3 separate regions of the Mus musculus genome follow, and all the other regions are linked to region 3. The links are chromatin loops, found by intact Hi-C in ENCODE. Cell type or tissue: left cerebral cortex. All regions are shown on one strand. Each heading gives the region's core, and the rest is flanking DNA. Links, peaks and the distances in the headings are about the cores only.

Region 1 (7,541 bases), core at 1,456-6,455, 150 kb after region 3:
GACCAGCTAAGGGTTACATGGAGAGACCCTGTCCAAAAAAAAAAAAAAGGAAAAGGAGGAGGAGGAGGAGGAGGAGGAGGAGGAGGAGGAGGAGGAGGAGGAGGAGGAGGAGGACTCCAGCAGGGACCAAGGTGTCTTTAAGGCAGCAGCAAGCTGAGGGTTGAGTTGCTCAGCTTCAGGCTGCCTCCGTGGCTCTCCCAACCCTCACAGTGACCGTAGCATCCACCTCGGTTCTCAGTCCAGTTCACTTCTCTAGACTGCAGGAGGAATTTCTGCTCCTCAACCCCAGACAGCTGCAGAAGGCAAACCTGGAGAATACACCCTGCTCTGACAGGCCCAGTCACGGCTGGACACTGTAGCTGCCCCTCAGTCCTCCCGCCAGTCCAGAGGGGGCAGAAGAGACAGGTAGGAAGAGCCTCCCTCCCCAGATAAATTCACCTGGAGGGTCTTTCTCCACCTACCTACAAGAGCCTAGGAAGAGAGAATGTGAATGTATATGAGTGAATGTGTGCATGTGTTCTTTGTGTGTGTATGTGAGTGTGTGTGTGTGTTATTTATGCATGTGTGTGTGTTAGTGTGCATCAATGCATGTGTGTGCATATATATTTGTATGCTCACATATGTATTTGTGTGCGCATATGCATACGGGTGCATTTACTTGTACTGGCATGTGTTTGGGTCCTTTCCAAGTTTGGAATGGCCCCCTTCGAGGCTCTGACTAGAAGAAACACTGTAGTTGTTCCTTGCAATGGCTTGGCCCCAACTTAGGAACTTACCAGTCCCTGTAGTCCTGGCCTTGGCCAGCGCTTCTAGAGCTAAGGGCTACTGACCAGTGTTTGCCAGCTGGCAACATGGTCAGAGGGCAGCTCTGTCCCTTGGGAAGACATGTGGTAGCCCCTGGCTCAAAGCAGACCCAGGCTGGAGGTCACCAACACTAAGGCAAAAGCACACGTGAGTCCTCTTGGGTCTGCAGCTTCAATATAACCAGTGCCTGGCTAGGATTTCCTCCTGGCAGTGACACCTACCGGGCATGTCAGGTACTGCGGACTGAACTCCCTTTACGGGAACACGGTCCCACCCTTCAGTGTACAAGAGTTGAAGTTTGTCTGGTGGTGCTCCCAGAAGCCTCTGGGGTTCCTTCAGGTCCTTTTGGAGCCCCCCACCCCCACCCAAACACACACTAGAGGCGTACGGCTCCTTAACCTCTCTCCTTTAAAGCGGGGCATTGGTTTAATGCTTTTCAAAGACATTTCTCTAAAAGTGTCTTAAAATCTCTTGGCTAGCTTTAGCTGTGCACGTCTCCATAAAACCTCTCCGTCTGAATGATGAGATGGAGTTTAATGCGTTTACAAGTCTGCTGTCCCTTAAAATGTTTATGAAGTCACTTAAAGGATGTCACATATGCCCAATGCAGGGGAGAGCTGATATAAATATCTCGTGGAGATCAAAAGAGCCTAGGAGAGTCCAGATCACCCCTAAGCTGAATGATTTCCACGGCCCAAACTTGGGAATCTCCCAGTAGCAGTGTTGCCTAGCAAGGGGTGGGGATGGGGTCCTAATAGCAAGATATCCCAACTGCCAACTAGCTCCTCTCCTAGATGGGACAGCACCTTGAAGATCTGGTGCTCCTTGAGTGAGGCATCTCCTTTTCTTTATCATGAAGTTTTCTGACTCCTGCATGTCCCCAGAGTCATAGGTAGTGGAGCTAAGGGATACTGACCAGTGCCTGCCAAGTTGCGGTGTGTGCCTGAAATCACTAAATACAACTTGCTGAAGGTAAACCACAAGTAACGGGGCCATAAAGCGAGGCAGCTTTGCAGTGGTCTGTGGCTTTGCAGCTCGGGCCTCAGGCTGTCTCCAAATTCTAGCCCAGACAGGCCATAAGAAGTTTGCCCATGAAATTTTCTACAGGGAATGGGTGAAAGCTAAGCTAAGGCCCAAACCTTTGTCCTGCCATGGCCAGATGAGCTCAGGAAGGAGAGAGTCAGCCTTGTACAAAATACCCTACTCAATTCATTCATTCATTCGTTAGCTCGTTCCCTCATTCATTCATCTGTTACTATGCACTAACACTGAACTAGATTGTACGAGCTAGGCTCTGCCTCAGTGAAGAAAGCAGGGTGTTCAGCTCATGGGATGGTGTGGGCAATGGGAGAGATGAGCAATACAAATAGGTAAGAATCAGGCCTGGTGGCACAAGCCTGTAATCCCATCTACTTGAGAGGCTGAAACGGGAGGGTCACGAGCTTTAGGATAGTGTAGACTATAGAGTGAGTTCAAGGCCACCCTCGACAGTCTGGTGAGACCTTGTGTCACGAAACAAAAAGTACAAAAGGGGTTGGGTTGTGGCTCACCGGTAGAGTGCTTTCTCAGGATCCAATAGCAAAGAGCTGTAATGTAGCCTGGTACAATGTAGCCTGGTGGTAGAGCACTTGCCTAGCACGGATGTAGGTCTCCAGTTCAATACTTCAGTGCTAAAAGAATAAAATAAAATATAATTAAGCAAAATATCTAGAGTTTCCAATGCCAATCAAAGGGAGATGCAAGACAGGCTGAGGAGAAAGAGCTGAGATGGGGGTGCGCTGTTCAAAGGAAAGGTCGGAGCAAGTCTCATTCTTAAGAGAGGGAGAGGATGGGCTCTGGGAATTTATGAGAGAAGACCAAGAGAACAGCAAGGATAGAGATCCTGAGACAGGATGGAGCGACTTAAGGAGTGGTGTGGCTGGTGCCAAGTGGGTGAAGGGGTGACAGTGAGGTTTCTGGGTCACTGATATAGTTGAGTCTCTGGGCTTATTAAATTGCACGCAGCAGAGGTTTGAGAGCTGAGACAGGCCACCCCTGTCCTGCCTAGGGGAGACCCCGCCATATAACCGAGGTATCTGTCTAGGGTTTCAGTCACTTCTCAGCCTGCAGAGGTATTAGGGCTGGGTCCCGTGTGACCCTCGGGCCGTGGCATCCTCGCTTTGCAGTCTCTCCCAGTTCTAGGCACGACCGGCACACCAGCCAGAATGTTCCAGCTTTTTTGTAGAGGGGCTGCCTCCCGAGGGGGACCTAGTGAGAAGAAAGCAATGTGGCTCAAAGCTCTGTCTTCCTAGCCACCGAACGCAGCTACCAAGTCCCGCTGGAGCCTGGGTGGGGTCTGGGAATCTGATTGTCAATGTAGACCTGTGTGGGGACAAGGGTGGGGTGTAAGTACATAATCTTCCCCCTTCATTGAGGTCGGCAGGTGGGGGTGCACAGGATGGGGTGCTCATCCAGAGGTGCTGCAGAAGCCCTTCTGCCCCACGTCTGAGGCAGGACCCCAGGAGCCTCAGCCAGGGTTTGTGTGGGCAGGAGCAGGGTAGCTTCTATATTGTGTCCTTGTGGATAAGACGCCAACAGCCCATCTTAACAGTGTCCTAGACACTGGGACAGACTCAGAAGTGCCCTCTACCTGTGAGAGTGGGAATGACTGAGGGATAAGTGGCTCTCGATATTTGGCGGAAGGGGGTGGGGGGGCGGGCGGAACTTTTGTACTCCCGTGGGCTCCTGGTGACACCTAGTGGCTAGTATTTTCAGAATCGTCTACCGCCGTTTCCCAAACTTGCTTTTCGCTCCTGCCCAAGGTCTCCACCCACAGACTTGTTCTCACGGCCCCCCTCCTCCCGCACTCGGTCTCTGGGGCATCTGCTTCCACGTGCTCACTCTCACACCCGCTCATGGTTCATCCCCATCCCCCCCCCCCCACACACACACACACTCACTGACAGCTCATGGGGCCCACAGCAGGGTGTCCACAGGCCCTCTGGGCAGAAGGTCTTTCCCGGCACCCAACCGAGCTAGCAGACCCCCTCCACTCCCAGTCAGGTGTGCCTGCCCAGGGGCACTCTTTGTAACTCTCTAGTGCATCTAGAGAGGTTGGCCTAGAAAGGACCCATGGCTATCTTGGACTCTGGTCCCATATCCTCCCAACCGGGGCTCTCCTGCTGGTAAAACCAAACCCACAGTAGGGACAAGACAAGGCCAAGAAGATACTCAAGGCCAGGTAGGGAAGAGGCTGCCAGCTGACCAGAAGCTTAGAAGGACTCAGCCCCAGAGCAGGCTGCAGAGCTGACAGCCCCTTTCCTAACTCAGATCAGGCTCAGAAGCCACAGGTCCACATTAGCCAAGACTCAGCCTCCTTCTGAGCCCCAGCCAGGTTGTCTGCGTCACTGAGAGGAGCGGAGGAACTGGGGGAAAGGCCCGGGTAGGCAACAGTGCCCAGAGCCCTGCCAACTGAAGTATGGGGCATGCATGGCCAAGTTGCATGGGGCCATGCCAGGGGCCCAAAGCTTCAAGTCCAGCTGACCTAAAGGGTCTCATGTAGACATGACACCCAAAGAAGAAGGTGCCTGTCACGTGGTCCCTCTCTCAGATGGAAGCATCAAAGCCGGAGCCTGCAGCCGCATGCTGCAGCCGAGGTGAGGGAGTGGGTCCTGCATCTCAGCTTGTGAGGGGAAATTCTACTTCCTGTACCTTCCATGGACCCAGGCAACCCTCAGCACTGCACAGCCAGGCCTGCCAATGTGGAGGGCAGTCACAGCCTTTTCTTACCCCTCCACATATTTGGATTAAGGCTGCTGTTTCCTGTTGGGTATTTTCAGATAGAGAGATCCCACAACCATAATCTACCTGAAGAACTACGGGGGAGGCCTGGATAGGCAAAGGCGCTCAGAACCCCACCAGCTGAGGCACCTGGTAGGCTTCCCCCCAAATCTTGTAGAGGAGACCGAAGCTTTGGGCAGGGATGCAAGATTCCAAGTGGCTCCTTGAAAGGATCCCTGAGACCTACCCTTGTCTGCTGCCACCCCACTGCCTCTCCAGGTCTGCACCCAGCTCTGGGGAAGTTGAGAGCATGAGAAACCCCCAAGAAAGAAGATAGAATCGAAACGAGTCATGGTCTCAACTTTGCTACTAACACTTACAATCCCTTTCAGAAGCCAGACTGAGCCAGGACCAGGCTGCGGAGAGGAGAGGGAGGCCCTAGCTGGGGCATGGAGGAGAAGTGTGTGATGGGAGATGCTAAGGAGCAGGGGGAAGCCAGAGCTGGGGAAAGGGCAGCTCAGGAGGGCTCCCCAGGGAAGGGCATCAGTCCAAAAGGGTCTTAGTGTGGACATGCCACCCAAAGCCAAAGGTGGCTGGAAGTGTGGGGTGTGGTTTAGGAAGGGGACACAAATGGAACAGAAGGAGTCCCTGCTTGGATGAGGGGTGGTGGTGGTATAATGGTGGCTTTGCTGCCCCCCTTAATCCGCAAATTAGGAAAACAAATGAATCCAGGGACTCTAAACCACGGGGTGCTTCTCCCACTGAGTGCCTTGGAAACCTGACAAAGAGCATGCTGATTGTAGTCTTGGACTCTGCTTTTTTTCTTTCCCATTGTATAGAAAAGTACCCAAGGCTGGAGGGCTGGCGAAGTGTCCTACTACATCATAGTGTGGCAGAAGGCCACATATGGAGTCAGAGAGACCACATTCTTATAACCAAGCCATTCCAGCCATAGCCTGTTCATCACCAAGTGTAGTATTGATACACATCTGAAATCCCAGCACTCTGGAGGCCCCAGTAAGCAGATCAGGTGTTTAAGGCTAGCCTGGGGGTAAAGAGAATCCCTTCTACTGTATAAAAAGAATTACTTGTCAATAAAAGAGTCATTGGCCATTAACGTAGGCAAGAAATAGGAGGTGGGAGTTCTGGCAGGGAGAGAGGATTCTGGGATAGTCAGGTGCAGGAAGAGACTTGCCTCATTGATGGAACTGATCGCATGAACCTGAGGAGAGGTAACTGGACACAAGGCCGGACTTCATAGAGTAAGCGGAATAACTGAGTTACGAGCTGGCGAGAACAAGCCAAAGCTTTTCGCCTGGACATTTATTCATAAATAATTCAGCCTCAGAGTCGTTATTTCAGGAACTTGGGATACACTTGGGATACACAGTAAGACCCTGCATAAAAAACTAATAAAGAAAACCAGGGCTTGGGAGATGGCCTAGTTGGCAAAATGCTTGCCACACGAGTGTGAGGACCTGAGTTTGCAACCCCAGAGATCATGACAAGTGGTCGCAGCAACACGCACCCAACCCCTGTGCTCTTCCTTTGAGACTGGGGCAGAGGCGAGAACCTCAGCAGGCCAGCTATTGGCAAACAAGAGACCCTGTTTCAAACAAGGAGGAAGGAGAGGACAATGCCCGAGGTTGTCCCCAATCTCCACATGCTTGGACTATCTCGTGCATGTGACCGTGCGCACACACACACAGTCACATTTTCCTTTTTTTAAGAGAGAGAGAGGGAGGGAGGGAGGGAGGGAGAGAGAGAGAGAAAGAGAGAGAGGGAGTGGTGCGTCTGATGGTGCTTGTGGGGACAGTGTTCCGCAGAGATAATATTGGTCCTGAGGGCTTTGCTTGCTTGTTTTCCTTTGCAGCACTGGGCGCGGAACTCAGGGCCTTGTGCACATTTGGCAAGCATCAAGTGTGGCACCAATGAGCCACACCACCCTCTTCTTGGGTTCTTGCCTGTGAAACTATGGGCAGTAGATAGAGGTGTTCCCTGCCTACATAAGGAAGGGGGGGGGGCTAAATATGAAAGCAACCATGATTGACCACTGCCCACCAGGCCATTGGTTTGAACATAGCTGGGCCCAAGCAACTGAGATCTGAAAGGGTCTGAAGTAGAGCTAGACTGGAGTGAACCCTGAGCAAAAGGCAGAGAGCCCCGGAAGGCCATGCAGAGGTAGGTGGAGGACAAGAGCATGCTTTGGGTGTCCTTACTGAGAGCAGGGTCAGGCCCAGGGTGTCTTGGGCTGCAAGGACTGGGCATTGCTCCCTAATGGATCAAGTGCTTCTGGGGTGGTGGGAACATTGTAGGGCCCGGATGCCCTCTGACCCATGTGGAGGCTTCTCCCTGAGACTAAGTGCCACCCTGCCAAGAAGCCACTAGGCTCCACACCCAGCCACAGGCAGGCCTGCCCAACAAACCTGCAGGGCCATGGTGAGTGTCTGGACTCAGGGAGGATAAGGCGAAGGACCCCAGGGCCGAGTGACAGTGCCTTCCAGGGACTATGGGTTTACTGTCTGGTGTTCCAACTCACCACTCAGCAGCCATTTGACCTTGGCCTCCTTATCTCCCCTCCCCATCTCTTCCTTTTCCCCTCTGAAATGAGAAGATAAGAGGTCCAATGTCCCATCCCTCACAGAACACCCTGATAGGGCTAAGCCTTGCCCTCCTTCCTGGCAGGATTCAGGCTTGGCCAGTTGGCCTGGGCCCCACCTTTCACATTCCTCCTGGGTGAAATGGCTTTAGACCGGTGTCATCGTGGGGGAAGCTTTAGGCAGATGTTGCTCCCAGGCACACTTGGCCATGGAGCCGCAAGCTCGCTGTGACTCTCAGAGAGCGGCCAGACTCGGACTTTTTCCCAGCAGAGATCTCAAACCAGTCCTCTGGGGTGCCTTTGCTCAGAGCGGAGAGACCAGGGTGGGGTTTACTTGTCAGACCTGAGATCTGACAGCACCCAGAACACCCAGAACCCA
Region 2 (7,541 bases), core at 1,456-6,455, 620 kb before region 3:
TGCTTCAAGCACAAAACTCCTTCATGTGTCTGCCTTAGAGAAACGCCATCTGACACAACTGGCTTTCCAAAGAAACCATAGGTTTCCAACTCAGGTTTCAGAGAGTTCTTCATAGTCTTCTGCACTAACAGTGCTGGGCAGAGGGTCACGGCATAGCACCAGGGTATATGGCAGGGACTGTTACTACACAGCAAACAGGAAGCAGAGAGAGAGGAGGCATAGGAAATGGGGCAGCTTTCAGAGGCACACTTCTAGGGATCAAGTTCTTCCCAGACTTCCTGCAGTGTTCCTAGATGGTGTCACAGACCTGTGTTCCCAGCACTCAGGAGGCTTAAGCAGGAGCATTGTGAGTTTGAGGCCAGCCTACTCTTCAAAGTGAGTCCAGGACGACTATACAGGGATACACAGAAACCTTGTCTCAAAAGCCCATTATGTATATGTATATGTATATAAAATAATATATGATGCAATATTATAGATTTGTCTATTTGTTGTTTAAATTTATAATAAAACATAATGTAATATATGTTACATGGACACACACATAAACATATATATGTGAATAATGCATTTCTTTTTTTTTTTTCTTTCCCCTCTCACACCTATGGTGCCACCAATACATTACTTAGAATTCATCATTCTTCTAAATGCTCCAGAGAAACAAGAAAATGAATATGTCGCTGAAAAGAAAGTGGGGGGTAAAAGTCACTTTTGGGCACAGCATCCACCAGTAGTGACGTTAGACTTCTTTAAGCTCACGGGACCTGGGGCCTGAAGGCCCAGGCCTACAATCCCAGCTAATCTGGAGGTTGAGGCAGGGGGATCACAAGTTCAAGGCTCTCAAAATAAGAACTCCAGTGAGGGCTGGGGGGGAGGGGCTTAGTGACAAAGCAGCGCTAGACTAACCCCAGCATTTCCATTAAATAAATAAATAAATAAATAAATAAATAAATAAATAAATAAATGCACATGCTAGCTCAGAGATGACCAGAGCAGAAGGACCTAGGGCAGTGATCAGCTCACAGCAGGGCCAACTCCATCCTGTATTCCTTGAAGCAAGTGTCTTTGTTGTAGGTCATTCAGAGAGTTCAAGAAAGCAGGTAAAAACTCCACTGGCCAAGGACACCTTTATTTCCAGCACTGGGGAGGCAGAGGCAAGCTGATCTTTGTATGTTCCAGGCCATCCATCCTGTGTTGTTGGTTGGCCTGATGCTGTTTGTATTCTGATGTTAATTCTGCTTCTTCAGCTGCCCACTTTGACTCACCCCCATTCTCCCCGACCCCCCGACCCCCCAACCCCCGCAGAGCAGTCCATCACATGCTTGGATGATCTCATGTGAGCCTTCTCCCCATTTTAATTGGTCAGTAAAGGTTAGAGCCTGTAATTGGGCAGTGGAGGGGAAAGGTGGGGCTGAAGGTTTGAAAATGGGGGCAGGTAGAGACCCAGAAGAGGATAAGAGGGAAGGGGAGAGGACAAAAGAAGAGGAGAAGGCAGCCATGATGGACCAGAAGAAACTACAAGTAGCAAGGGGTCTCATAGCTGGGGAATAAGTTAATATAATGTTAGATCTGCCCAATGCAAGCATACAGTTTATAATTATAATAACTGGATTGTGTGGTTTTTATATGGGCTTATTTGGGTTGGAAATTCCAGCAACAAATTGGCACCCAAGGTGGGGTTTAGGATTGAACTAACCTGAGATAAAAGTCTACCCCCTACCTTTACCTAAGTGGGAGTCTATATAGTGAATTTCAGTCCAATCAGGGCTACATAATGAGACCCTGTCTCAAAAACCAAACCAAACAACCCCTACTGGGTCTTTTTGAGGGCAGCTCTGATTTAAAAAGCTCCATTCCTCACCAGAGACTTCCACAACAGTTTCCTAGATGTAGTCTCCAGGGCCTCTGCAAGGGATGGACCCACGAAAAAAGTTCCACATTCATAAAACACAACCTAAAGTACCGATGGCAAATGCGGCTCAGGAGTGGGGAGCTTGTCGAGCTTGTGCAAGGCTCTGGGTTCAAGTCCCAGCCCCACAAATACACAAGCAAACAACCTCCCACACAACCGATGAACATAAGCTGATAGCTGTGACACCATCTAGCTGTCAGTCAATGGCAGTTGACCATTTTTACTCAAAGCCATCCTTCTTAGCAGCTCAGTTGACGCTTTCAGAGACGTACATAAGCTTACAATTAAATGTTTAGGTAGGGCATTTTGCTGGTCAACTCCTGGAACTTTGGTTAATGGCTTCAATAGAAAAAGATTTTGTGACCAGTGTTTGTGTACCCAGTGGGATATGGGCCCCATATCCTATGCAATTGGCCATCAGTGCTTTTAATTGTTAGAGAAGTAGTCTACCGCTTTTATTGTGCCTATTTGTTTATTCATTGGCTTTGTTTTGTTGAGAAAGGTTCTCTCAATATAGCCTTGGCTAGCTTAGAAGTGGCTATGTAGACCAGGCTGGCCTCAAACTTCCAGAGGTCCACCTGCCTCTTCCTCCCAAGTGCTGGGACACATCTGGCCTTACTGTGATAATTTTAGAAATTATATATCAAGCCGGGCCGTGGTGGCTCACGCCTTTAATCTCAGCTCTTGGGAGGCAGAGGCAGGCAGATTTCTGAGTTTGAGGACAGCCAGTCTGGTCTACAGAATAAGTTTCAGGACAGCCAGGGCTACACAGAGAAACCGTCTAAAAAAGAAAGAAATAAAGAAATAAATAAAAAAAGAAAGAAAGGAAGAAAGGAAGAAAGAAAGAAATTATGTATCATATAGTATTATATGATAATTTCCCCCCAATCCAGCTAACTACAGCGAAAATTACTCAACTTCCTTATAAAAGCACGCGTTGCTAAATACTATATGTAAATGAAGGGTTTCAGTAATCCTTAAAAATTATTTTATTTATCATCTAACTATCTATTATCTATCTATCTATTTATCTACCTATCATCTATTATTTAAGTGCATTGGTGTTTTGACTGCATGTATGATTATATTAGGGTGTTGGATCCTCTGGAACTGGGGTTACAGTCAGTTGTGAGTTGCCATGTGGGTGTTGGGAATTGAACCTGGACTCTCTGGAAGAGCAGCCGGTGCTCTTAACCACAGAACCATCTCTCCAGCCCCAGAGTTTTTATTACTCTTAAGGAACAACTCAAGACCTTTAAAATAACCACTCACGAGCTGGAAATGGTGGTACATACTTGTAATTCTATCCTCTGGATGCTGAGGAAGGAAGGTTGAAGTTCAAGGCCAGTCTGAGTTACAGTGAATTCTGGTCTGGCCTGGAGTACATAAGAGACCAAGCTAAAAAAACTAACCCATTTATTTAGTCTGTCGCTTTAAGCAATGCTCACATTCCTGTTGATTTCCACTAGATGGCAGCAGAGGACAGCTGTTTGCCTGCGGTGTAGGGTTGAATTAGAGCGGTCATTATTTATTGTGTGTCTCGGAGGTCAGAGGACATCCTCAGAGAGCTTTCTCTCTCCGTCAGGTGGATCATAAGGCTCTAACTCAGGCTTTCAAGTTAGGCACTGAGCTATTTCACCGGTTCTAGCCCGTAGTTTTCTTTTGTATGTATGTATGTATGTTTGTTTGTTTGTTTGTTTGTTTTGAGGCAAGGTCTCTCCAGGTAGCCCTGGCTGTCCTGAAACACACTATATAGATCAGGCCCTCCTGAGCCTCTGAGAGCTTCAATTAAAGGCATGCTCACCATGCCCGTCTCTTCTATTTTCTGAGGCTCAGGCCGGTCTGGAGCTCTTGCTCCTCCTGCTTCAGCTTCCTGAAGATTGGGATTCCAGGAGTGCAACTACCACATCCAGTTTCTTTAGCGTTTCTACAGGGGCAGCTTTCTTTAACCCTTCATCTGTGATTCCAGATTCAGTAGTGCTGGAGTAGCGGTGCCTGTTTGCATTTGCGCTCTGCGCCCGGCGCTCTTAACGATTCCACAGGAATACGGGAAGATGAGAGTCTGGACACAGTTGGAGTCCATCTGGAAGTCACACTTGCTCTTTCAGCTAGAGTCCTATCACAGGCATGGGGTCTCTGAGTTTATTCAATAGCCTTCTTTGCACCCACCTAGTACCCATTTCAGGTGCACATGAATCTATCCCGGAAGCCCACCTGCCGCTGCGGTTCTATTTAGATCCCTTAGGTGGACTCTGAGCGGTTTCTGTTCAGCATGGATTTGTTTTGATTCCAATCTGATTTATCTCCTCATGCAATACAGACTTTTCCATATCATAAGAAAGGTAGGTAGATTCTTTCAAGCTTTTCTTTAAAAAATTACACACACACACACACACACACACACACACACATATTTTAAAGAAGTGTCTCACTATGTAGCTCAGGCCAGCTTTGAACTCATGTTCCTCCTGTCTCTAGTTCTTTTACTTTCTTTTGAGACAGCATCTCATTACATAAACCAGACTGCCCTCAAACTCACAAAGATCAGCCTGCCTCTGCCTTCTGAATACTGAATACTGGGACTGAAGGTGTGTGCCACCATACCTAGCCTGACCCTAGCCCTTGAATCCTGGTATTCCAGATGTGAGCCACCTTGCCCAACTCAGTCCTCTGGCCAAATTGAATCGAGGGTTCTGGAAGAGCTAAGGGTGTTGCTTACCGCTCGGCAGTGCCCAAGGCAAAGTCTTCTAGGATCCAACCAAACAAGAATCCCAGTCTCACTGGTGTCTTCAGAAGGAGCTGGGACAGGATCCACACAGACAGCAAGAATGTTGATAGATAGTCCTAGCAGTGGGAAGCCTTGCAGAAGCTTAGAGATGGCTCAGATTATGGAGACAAGATCTGTGAGGGGCAGGTGTGAGAGGCGCCATGTTGCCCCCCCTGGCTAACAGTTTCTTTGATAACAATTCAGCATGCAGGCCTGGCTTCTAGATCCATCCCCAAGGGAGAACTGGCAGTTAGAAAAGGAGCCCAAAGCTATGGCAATTCCTTGCCTAGATAAAAGTTAACAACTAGGGGGTCATTTTCATTAGAAACAATGTTGTTTAGCAGCATAGTTGACACACACCTTCTTATCTGTTTCCAGGGAAGGATGGTTAGAAAATGAAAGGACAGGTCCCCAGGAAGAAGAGGAAAAATACCGATACTTCATCCTGAAACCTAGACATGGAAAGAGACAATAGGCAGGTGCCTGAGTTAAGAAGTTTGCAAAATGAGTGGTTATGCTTGTTTGCTTGGTTTGGGTTTCTTGAAACAAATTTTCTGTATTGTACATCAGGCTGACCTTAAGCTCCTGGCACTGCCTGGCCTTGAGAGCTTTGAGATTAACAAGCAGGGGCTACTATGTTTGACTCACGTTTTTTGTTTTTGTGAGACAGTCTCTTATGGAATCCAGGCTAGCCTTAAACTACACTCTGTAGACTCCGGATTCTCTTACCTCTAACTTCTAAATTCCCCCTCCCTTCCCCCCTCCCCTCTTCCTCCCCTTCCCCCCTCCTCCTCAGGTGCTTCTTCAGGGCGTGGTGGCACATACCTTTAAGCCAAGCATTCCAGAGGCAGGGTAGGCAGATCTGTGACAGTGGTTTCCAGGCCATGTATGTACCCTGTCTCAGAAAAAAAAAAAAAAAAAAAATTTTCCCACTTTGTCAGCCAGATTGGCCTTGAATTTTCAGCAATCCTCCTGCCTCAACTTCCAGAGCCCTAGGATTACAGATGTGAGCCATGATGCCTCCCTGTAAACTAAAGGACAGTGAGTAGAAAGAGACCCACAGTTACATAAGGGATCCATACTATGGTGGGGGAGAGGGGAGAATTGCAAGTAGGCTGAAAGGAACATGTGGGCACGGCGGAGATATCCATTCTCTTGACTATGGGGATAGTTTTACGGCTGCATACTCATACATGTAAAAAACTTCATGCTTTAAGTATGTGCAAACTATTATTTTCTCTTTCTTTTCTCCTTCCTCCCTCCCTCCCTCCCACCTTCCTTCCTTCCTTCCTTCCTTCCTTCCTTCCTTCCTTCCTTCCTTCCTTCCTTCCTGGGCAGGGTCTCAAATGCAAACTGGCCTTGAACTCACTATGTAGTAAGAATCGCCTTAAACTTGTGGTCTTTCTGCCTCGACCTCCTGAACACAGAAAGTGCAAGCTATTAAATATCCATCTCTCCATAAAGCTGTTTAAGACTAAAACAGGGATAAAGGAACACTGAGGCCATATACATGATGGAAATGACCCAAGTTTCACTACTTAGTAAAAACACATAGTTCTGCTGGGTGCAATGTACAAGGAAGGATGGCGGCTGGCAGCAGGCAGTCAATCGGCTTCAGGCACATTCTGGATTTGTGATCTTAAGGAGCTCCTTTAACGTCCCATTTTCACCGTCTCAATCTCAGAGGGGACTGAATAACATAATAACCATCATAGAGGACTGGTGAGATGGCTCAGCGGGTAAGAGCGCGGACTGCTCTTCCAAAGGTCCTGAGTTCAAATCCCAACAACCACATGGTGGCTCACAATCATCCGTAACGAAATCTGATGCCGCTTTCTGGAGTGTCTGAAGACAGCTACAGTGTACAGTGTATAAACAAACAAACAAACAAATAAATAAAACCATCGTAGAGTCAGCAGGGAGTGGAGGGACACTGTTCAACTTCTGGCTAGGATCCCACAGACGTAGGTGGAGGGAGGGTAGGAGAGGGCCGCATGGATGGCCGGGAGGCCCAGAGGGCCAGAACACAAGTGAAATCCAAGACCTGTGAAGCCCAAGGCTGCGGGGGCGGGGGCGGGGGCTGCGGCCGTGGCGGCAACAGGTCATCCACGTAGCCACCAAAGGTCCCAGTAGCACAACATCCAGGACACCGAGTGCGTTCACACGGGAGATGCGTGAGGGTGGACCTGGAATCAAGGTTTTTTGGGCGTTGCTGGGCAATGAGCCTTCCCAGTTTACACTGTACCTCTTGCTGTAGGTTTATGTGTCGTGGAGGGTTCAAAGCTACAGTTCCCTGGCTGATCCAGGCTGAGCGATTGCTGGGCCCCAGCTCTAGCTTTATGCAGGAAGGGAGGCAGGGCTTCTCTGGTACAGTTTGGGATGATTCTTTCCTGGTTCTCCGCTCACTTAGGACTGAGCCTCCAGACGCATCACCTAGGAACTTCACCTAGGATGATGCCCTTCCTTTGTGGAGGTGTGGGCTACAGGCCGAGTTGCAAGAATAGATGGAGTGGTTTATTTCTAGGTGGATTTTCTGTGTAGAATGATTATTTCTTCTGTCATAATCCACTGAACTATATCTCCAGGTCCAAGCCCTAGTTGCCTGGCCTTGAACTGACTTTGTAGCCCACACCGGCTTCTCTCCAGATTCCAATGAGAGATGTGCTGAGATAGATTTCAGTCATGCCAGCCGCTCACATCATGGGATACTGAGAGAGGAGGTCTAGCGGCAAGCTCCAACTTCACAGGACCGGGACCCTTTGGGAGATGAGCCTTTTGGCATGCCTGTGGGAGAATTACCTTGATTTACATTAATTGGGTTTGGCCATGTTAGTGTGGATGGGCCCGTTCCCCGGCCGGGGA
Region 3 (7,541 bases), core at 1,705-6,704:
GAGAGGGAGAGAGAGAGAGAGAGAGAGAGAGAGAGGGGCTTGTAAGTTCTTCCTAAAGAGTAGCTCATTAGGGTAGCTGCATGGAACAGGGAACAAGAAGCCACTGGCCCTGGATAGGACCAAGATGTTCCAGAGACCGCCAGCACCCTTCCTGTGAGACCTCCCTGCCTTCAACCCTTCGCCAGGCCTGTGAGCCTCTGATCTTTGCAATGCGCTGCCTACACCCTCAGCCCAGAAGGCAGCTATTAGACCCAAGGAGCTGCTCCCAGCTTTCTGTCAGGCAGGAACACCGTGTTCCTTTCCTCCTGGCTGTGGGCCTGCTCCAGCCTCCAGGGCCTGCTGGGTACCAGTGAGCTCTTAACTACCCTCTGTGGCTCTTTACAGCGGTGAGAACGCGGCCGTGCTGCACTATGGCCATGCTGGAGCCCCCAATGACCGGACGATCAAGGATGGAGATATTTGGTAAGTGAGGCTGAGCTGCCGTCACCCCACTGTGCACGTGAATAGCCAGGACAAAGGTAGATGCTCCACATTTGGGTCAGCCAGAGGCCAAGAGGGTTAGTTACAGCAAAGCCTTGGGCCCAGACTTCTCTGCTATAGCTGTCAGCCTGAATGCCAACTTCTCCAGGCCTAAGACCTGCACCCTATAAACAAACATGAGGCAGAGTGTCAACAAGATTTGCAGTAGTTTCCTGTGGAGTTGTGAAGGGGGTGGAGGGGCTCTTTTTTACTGTCCCCTGGCTTCTTCCAAGCTATGCTTTCCAACCAGTAAGTTCCCCACCCTAAAACCTGTTATCCTTGACCACCACGCTCCTCACCACATGCAGCCATTGCTTCGGCTCTGCCATACTCTCACTTCCGCACAAGGCCACACAGGGCAGATGTGGGCAGAGCATACTGGACTGCCATCCTTGGGTTTGGAGGGATCCCTACTCACTGATAGAGCTGTTCCTAATGGTCACTCCATAATCCCCACCAGACAGTGACTAGAACTGGGTCCAGCCATGCCGGGCTGCTAAGCCACGCCGGGCTGCTAAGGCCCTTGAAGTCTGGAGCTTGCTCACAAGCCATACAACCTCTTGCCTTAGCCATCAGATGTGCTGTGAACATCAGCTGACCAGAAGGGCTCCTGTCCTGCCTGGTTCTTAAACGTCTGTTTATGTTTTGTTTTATTTTATTGATAGAAGGTCTAGCTAGAGCTGGCTAAGAAAGTAGCAATCCTCCTGCCTCTACCTCCAGGTCCTGGGATTACAGGCATAAACCACCCTGCCTAGCTGGTTCTTAGATGTAGTTTGGGCTCCTTAGCAGTGGCACAGCCTACTCTTGGGTTGGCTGGGGATGCTGAACCATCAGTTTCCTTCTCAGCCACTTGCTACACTCATCTCCCAGCCTTGGCTTCCTGTGATAGCTGTTCACTGCGTGGCTTTGGCCCTGCTGCAGGTCATGGGAGCCCATGTCTACCTAGGGGGAGAGCACAGTGCACGGACAGACAGCTAATAAGCTGCAGAGATAGAATCCATGCTTTGAGTAGTGACTACCAAATAGGAGAGAGATAAGTACTCAATCCCAGGGTCCATGCTGGCACATGACTGGCCAGTCTGCCCACAAGCAAGATATTCTCGTTCAAGCCCAGTTTCCTGTAAGGAAAACTTCGTCTCTCTTTGCCTTAGTTGACGTATCTATGAGTGGAGATAACATACAAACGTCAGGACTTCCCATGATAGTGGCAGAAAGGGTATATGAGAAGCAGACTGATAAAGACCTCTTCCTGGGTCCCAAGCCAATAAGCCAAATGGGAGCCAGGAAGAGAGACCTGAAGAACCCTAGACACCAGCTTTGAGGACTGCCAGTCGTTGCCACCCCATCCTCTCCATGACTACAACAGGACCTCAGTGTATGTCTCCCTGGCTTGCCTAGCAGCACAAGTCCACAAAAGCAGATGTCTGCACGGAGCCTAGGAGTAGGCCTGTGTTTAGGCCTGAGAGCTGTGTGAGCTGCCTCCAGGTGGCAGGCTCAACTGGGTGCTGGCTGGGGCTGGGGTGGCTGAGACACAGCAGGGTGCTGGGCGCATGTGTGGTCATAGGGATTGGGGACAGGGTTGGCTGCCTCAGATTTGACTCAGCATTGACAAGGCCACCCGGTCTTTTCAGGCTCTGTGATTGCCCCAAGCTTCCCCTCTCTGACCTCCTCCACCTCACCCAGGCCTCATGGCACCCCCTGGTGCCTGGGGCCTTAAGCACGTTTGGCAAATACTCTAGTGTTGAGCCATACCTACTGCCAGCCCTCTTCTCACTTGTTATTTTGGGACAGTCTTAATAAGTCTTCTAGGCAGGACTTGAAGTTTCAATCCTCCTGCCTCTGTCTCTAAGGAGCTGACATTTTGGCCTGTACCACAAATTCTCACTGCTTTTCCAAGAGTTTTTCTGATGCTCTCTGGCTCTGGCCTGTGTGGCTAGGACCAGAGGACAAGATGCTAGAACCCAGTCCTGGGCAGAGGCTGAGGTCCCTGCCTCCCCCCCCCCCCCACCCCGGGAGCTCTAGTTGGAGCCCACCTTGGCCATGAATTTGACTCTTCCTGAGTTCAGCACACCCCAGAGGAAGCAGCTACTCCACTTTCTACTTTATGTGTCCAAAAGGGGATTCTTGCCCTGTAAGAAGGCCAGCCCTATCTGCATTTCTGGGAATTCCTCTGGGAATCCCAGAGATGGGCAGGGGCCAGCCAGGGCCTACATACTGTGGGCCTCTACATGGCCCAGCTGCTGTGACCTCAGCCCTCAAGGGCAGCATGTGGCACCTGCGCCTCCTGATACAGCTGTGGACAGGAGTGATCTGAGGAAACCCAGGGACGTTCATGCCAAACTCAAATTGGTGATTTTGTTTTTCTAGTGCTAACTTTGAAATGTAGCCAGTGGAATCATTATGAGTTTATTATAGTCAATTTATTATGCAGCATTTAGAACATGTTTTGTTGATTACTGCTACTGCCAGATTGCTGGCGGCATTTATAATCCATTGTTTTATTGAAATTGATCTGCCAAGCACCTAGCGCGTTTGGTAAATAATAAATCACACTGTTATCCTAACATAAAGCCACGATACTTCATCATAAGGTAGGGGACCAGAATATATGTATAAACTGGAGGCTGTCCCAAAGTTGAGTGCCCCCTGGGACAGAGCATGTGTTCTAGGCACCAAGCACAGGGATGGACTCTGGGTTCTACCTAGCTTTTGACAGGCAAGCTATGTTAACAGTAGTGGAGCTCTTTGGGAAGTCAGAACTGGTTCAGAGCTGTGAGGGGGAGGTGCTAAGTGGCAGCCCCTTCAATCTCTTTCAGTCCAGGAGTGAGTGCACCCACGCTTCTCAGGATATACCCACAGAAGTGCACCAGGAGCCAAGAGGCTCCTCCCTCCCACCTCAGGTTCTCTATCTGTCTGGGGGGGGGGGGGGCTCCTAGATCACCTGGCTCCAAGGGCTCAGAGTCATGAAAGCTGAGGCAGAACTGCAAAGCCAAGAAGGCTGGACGTCTTCCTGCTCTCCGTGTCTCTGAAGTACATTTTCCAGCCCTGGGCCAGGGCACAACACAAATCAGGCCTACCTTATTTGGACAATTTTTTTTTTTTAACAGTTTAACTAGAGTCTCACACTGTAGCCCAGGCTGGCCTTAATTTATACCAGGACCCCCTCTGCCCCGCCATGGCCTCCCAAGTGCTCGGATTACAGGCATGCACCACTGTGCTCATGTAAACCTTAGGTGGAACTAAGAGTCAGATAAGGCCACTTAGCTGTGGGCCACAGTCATCACGCGTGAGGTCTAGCTGTTGCTCAGGCTGGTCTGTGCTGCAGATCAAGTTTGTCAGCCAAGAGCTTCAGGCCATCCCACATCCCAGCCAGTAGCTCCCAGGTCTCTTCCTGTTTCTCTGGGCCAGATCCCATGCCCAGCTGCTATGTAGATCTAGGGAAGGCATGGGAATGTGTGTGGCTTCAGAGTCTGAGCCTCTCGTCAGCTCAGTCAGAGCCAGGGGTCCTGTACATGGCCTGTGGCTGCTGTTAAACCTCTCAGAGTTTTCCTGTTGGCTCCCAGAGCACCTTCCAGCTGTGTCCCTGGAGTTCCCCCTGAACCCACTGGTCAGGTCACCCCCTGCATGAAGCATCGACTGCATTTTGTTTTCTTTTTCAAGGCAAGCAGGCAGGGCTTTGATGACCCAGCTTGCCAAGTGTGGCAGTCTTGTTGGTTGGTGCTTCCAGCTTGTTCATATAATGATGGTGTTGACAAGATCACAGGAGGCCCTTCCTGAGTGGGAGGCCACAGAAGATGCTCCACATTGCATCTAGCTCCAGGCAAGTGGGTGTGAACACATCTGGCTTAGAGAAGCAGGGAAGGAGCCATGGCCCACTGGCTCTGGGTAAGGAGTCGTCCCCAGATCCCCTCTGAGCCCTCCCACAGCCACCTCAGACTGTAGGCATTTAAGCCCACAGACAAAGGCCTCACCTTGGCCAGCAGGAAAAATACCAACTGTGCCTAAACCCACCAGGAAGCAGGGCATCCCAGGTTGAGTCACTCCTGTGCAAGGCTCTCCCACCTGCTTCTCCTGACTCCTATGCAAGCTCACCCCAAACAGCAGACGATATCTCCTCAGTGGGGGCTCTGATTTGAGAAGCAGGTGGGGCATGTCTCCTCAGCAGCTTGCCACCCTATAAGAGGTGCTATGCCCTGTCTCCAAACCCATTAGAGTACATGTGCTCCAGGCCTGGCTGAGGTGTACAGGGCGTTCCAGCACTGGCCAGAAGAGGGCAGTGTAGCTTCAGGACACAGCCAGGTTTTCTGGGTTGTGCTTTGTTGTGCTAACCTGGGGTGTGTGGGGTGGGCCTGCAGTCCACCTAGGAACAGGCCTATCCTAGCTCTGCACTGAGCAGTTTGCCAGTGCCTCCTCCCTACCCATCCCTGCTGTGGCCTCCGGCCTCCTCAGTCTCCCTGTTGTGGTAACGGCCATGTCTAGAGGTCATCAAAACCCAGAGAAATGAGGGTAGTTTCATCCCAGGATAGTCAGTACTTAAGGGCCCCCAGAACTGTACCGCTGTCACTCCATCTGGGTCACAGCTGGAGCCAGGGTGTCGTCCTGGCTGACTTGCTATTGCCATCACAGGTGAGCCAATTCTCAGCCCTGGGCTGCAGATACCAAGGGCTTTAGCAAGACCCTGCATCTCTTGAGCCCTGCATTGGATAAAATGATTGTGCCTGTTCTAGTTGTGGGTTAGACTGCCAATTGTGGTCCTGGGCAGAGTGAATCTGTGCCCGGGTTCTTCCCCTGCTGCAGAGGGCTGGGAGCAAAGGGGTGGTGGTGGTGGTGGTGGTGGTGGTGGTGGTGGTGGTGGTGGTGGTGGTGGTGGTGGTGGTGGTGGTGGTGGTGGTGGTGGTGGTGGTGGTGGTGGTAGAGGAGGAGAATCCAAGGTTCATCTTCTCTGTGCCTAGTATTCCAGTAGACTTTAGAGAATGTCATCCAGGGCTAGCTGCCTGCTGCCAGCCTTAACTCCTATCCCCTTCCCAGCCTTGTTATTTCCAAAGGGATGCTTGGTGACCACTAGGGGGCCCCTCCCAAAGCTTTTCCTAGGGGGAAAATAAGCCAGCCTTTGGGTGAGAGAGTTCTGCAAACACAAGGCCCTGTCTGTCTGGATGAGTTGGCCAAGGCCTTTAGTATCCCATCCCAGAAAACCGTTAGCCTTCAAACTAGAGCTCATATTGTAGATATGCCTCCTTACCATAAGCAGAAGCCCTTCCCACCTGCTTTCTGTCCCTTCTGTTTAGTTTGTCACTGTTTTGTGGCCTCACCCACTCCATTGACGTCACAACCCATGGTTAAAAAGTGCTAGTCTAGACAGTGCTCACAGACATCACAAGACACTGGTCACCCAAAAAGTGAAATGAAGCATGTGCTGTCTGCGTGATAATGACTGCTAGCCTCCTCCTTCCCCTCCCCCACCCACTACAGCTACTGCCCTGGTGCCCAACCCTAGGCCCACAGGGCTGAGGCAGGCAGCAGCTGAGTGCCTGCCTTTGATCCAGGCCACAGTATGGTGCTCTCCGTGGGTCTTGGCCTGGCACCAGTGCTCTGCATCTCTGTGACAGCTCTTAGAGGGCAGTGCTAGTTCTCTGCAAACATAGGGGGACCCCAGCATTGGACTGTTCTCATCAGAGTCTACACTGGGGGTTTGGGGATAGGGACATGCTGCTGGCATGGGGGATCATCCCTGCCTACCTGGTCTCTGAGGAGCACCTGGCGCAGGGGCTCTATAGGAAGAGGTTCCCCCCATGGGTCTATCTGTAACCAAGGGGAGCATTTGAGGGATGGCTCTGCTGCTGCTGCCATTGCTGCCACCCACCACCACCAGCAGCCATCCCTGAGGGCTGGCATGCACAGAGGCCTGGAGGGGAGCTTGAGGTGGGCAGCCGACCTGTGAACCAGAAAGACCTGTGCCCACTGTGGCCAGCCTGGGGCACATACACTGCTGCAGAGACAAAGTGACTGGCTGCCTTCCTTTCTATCTCCTGCTGAGGACTGGGTAGATGAGTATTTTCTGCTGTTTAGAACCCCACCTCTCTCCCTCCAGCCTGGGATGCAGACTGAGAAGTCTGCACAAAGCAAGCATGCTTAACACACGTGCATGTAAGATGTCAGTCTTGGGTGAGAAGCAGCTGAGTGCGTGCTGCATACTAAGATTAAAATGAAGCTACAAGCCGAGTACAAAGTGGCCCTTGTATAAACATTGCCGAGTTTCCCTTGGAGCCCTGCTGCCTGTGAGCTGGCTGGTCCCTGCACAGGGCCTAAGGGAGTTAAGCAGGACCTGGATAGGGTCTGGGTGGGCCAGTGGTGGCAGGTAGCCCAGGCCTGGAGCTGCCCCATGAAGAGCCAGCATAAGACAGAACGTTCATCCCGGCCAGAACCATAGCCATAGGAACACATGTGGGGAAGAGACGCCAGCACATTGCTTGAAGACATGTCATCTCCCAGATGTCTCAGATTATCACACAGACCCACTCGGCTAGTGATGGAGGTGTCCCTGGTGGGTGTCCCTACACAGTCAGGAAGGGGAGATCTTGCATTCTCGATTGAGCCAAGAGTGACCGAATTCTCTATCATAGTACTGCATGGAAAGGGTAGGCGCAACAGACAGAACACTGGAGGGAGGTGATTTATAAAAGTGATGGCTTTCTTCCCTGGATTCCAAATGGCTTGAATTGGAATCACTTATGCATGGAAAAGCACTGAGGGGGGATTTAAAAACAATAAACAACAACAGGAAAAAAAAGGCAGAAAATATGGGGAACTGAGAACACAAAAATAGACTCAAGCCCGTGCCCGAGCGTCGCCGGGCAGGACGGAGCTGGCTGGCTGGGTGTGCACTTCCTTCTCCCGAAAGCCCGGCCGGCGGCTGAAAACATCAGGCGCCCGTCGCCATCTTACCTCTGTTCTAGGGACGGTTTAGAGAGCTCAGTTAAGTCTGCCGTGCCCCAGAGAATCTTGTCTGTCACATTCTAGATGAC

What was found. Hi-C counts contacts between places; a loop is a spot of excess contacts. Peaks named below come from ENCODE experiments on the same cell type or tissue, not always from the same donor. Only the 100,000 strongest peaks of a DNase experiment are listed, where the experiment ranks them.
Region 1: a loop joins it to region 3, with 11 times the contacts of the local background. A loop is called at or near these places in 37 of 42 quality-filtered maps.
Region 2: it touches region 3 in a loop (2.3-fold over the local background); 2 of 42 quality-filtered maps call a loop at or near these places.

Annotation. Positions count from the first base shown.
Region 1 is chr7:35,168,568-35,176,108 of GRCm38, forward strand. Gm38988 (a long non-coding RNA gene) reads right to left here. Exons shown (of 4, transcript XR_003946743.1): 3 at 2,355-2,474. Among named protein-coding and RNA genes, the nearest start is that of Gm38988, 13 kb to the right of the region's middle. In left cerebral cortex, for the core only: a CTCF peak has its summit at 3,558 (motif pointing left); a DNase peak (open chromatin) is centred at 3,451.
Region 2 is chr7:34,404,319-34,411,859 of GRCm38, forward strand. No RefSeq gene overlaps it. Among named protein-coding and RNA genes, the nearest start is that of Lsm14a, 18 kb to the left of the region's middle. In left cerebral cortex, for the core only: a CTCF peak has its summit at 3,380 (motif pointing right); a DNase peak (open chromatin) is centred at 3,387.
Region 3 is chr7:35,021,309-35,028,849 of GRCm38, forward strand. Pepd (peptidase D) reads left to right here. Exons shown (of 15, transcript NM_008820.2): 11 at 385-462. All of the region lies in intron 1 of Gm35484 (a long non-coding RNA gene), which reads right to left. Among named protein-coding and RNA genes, the nearest start is that of Gm35484, 4.1 kb to the right of the region's middle. In left cerebral cortex, for the core only: CTCF peaks have their summits at 2,011 (motif pointing right), 4,785 (motif pointing right) and 5,584 (motif pointing right); DNase peaks (open chromatin) are centred at 3,310, 3,673, 4,332, 4,783 and 1 more place; H3K27ac peaks cover 2,275 bases.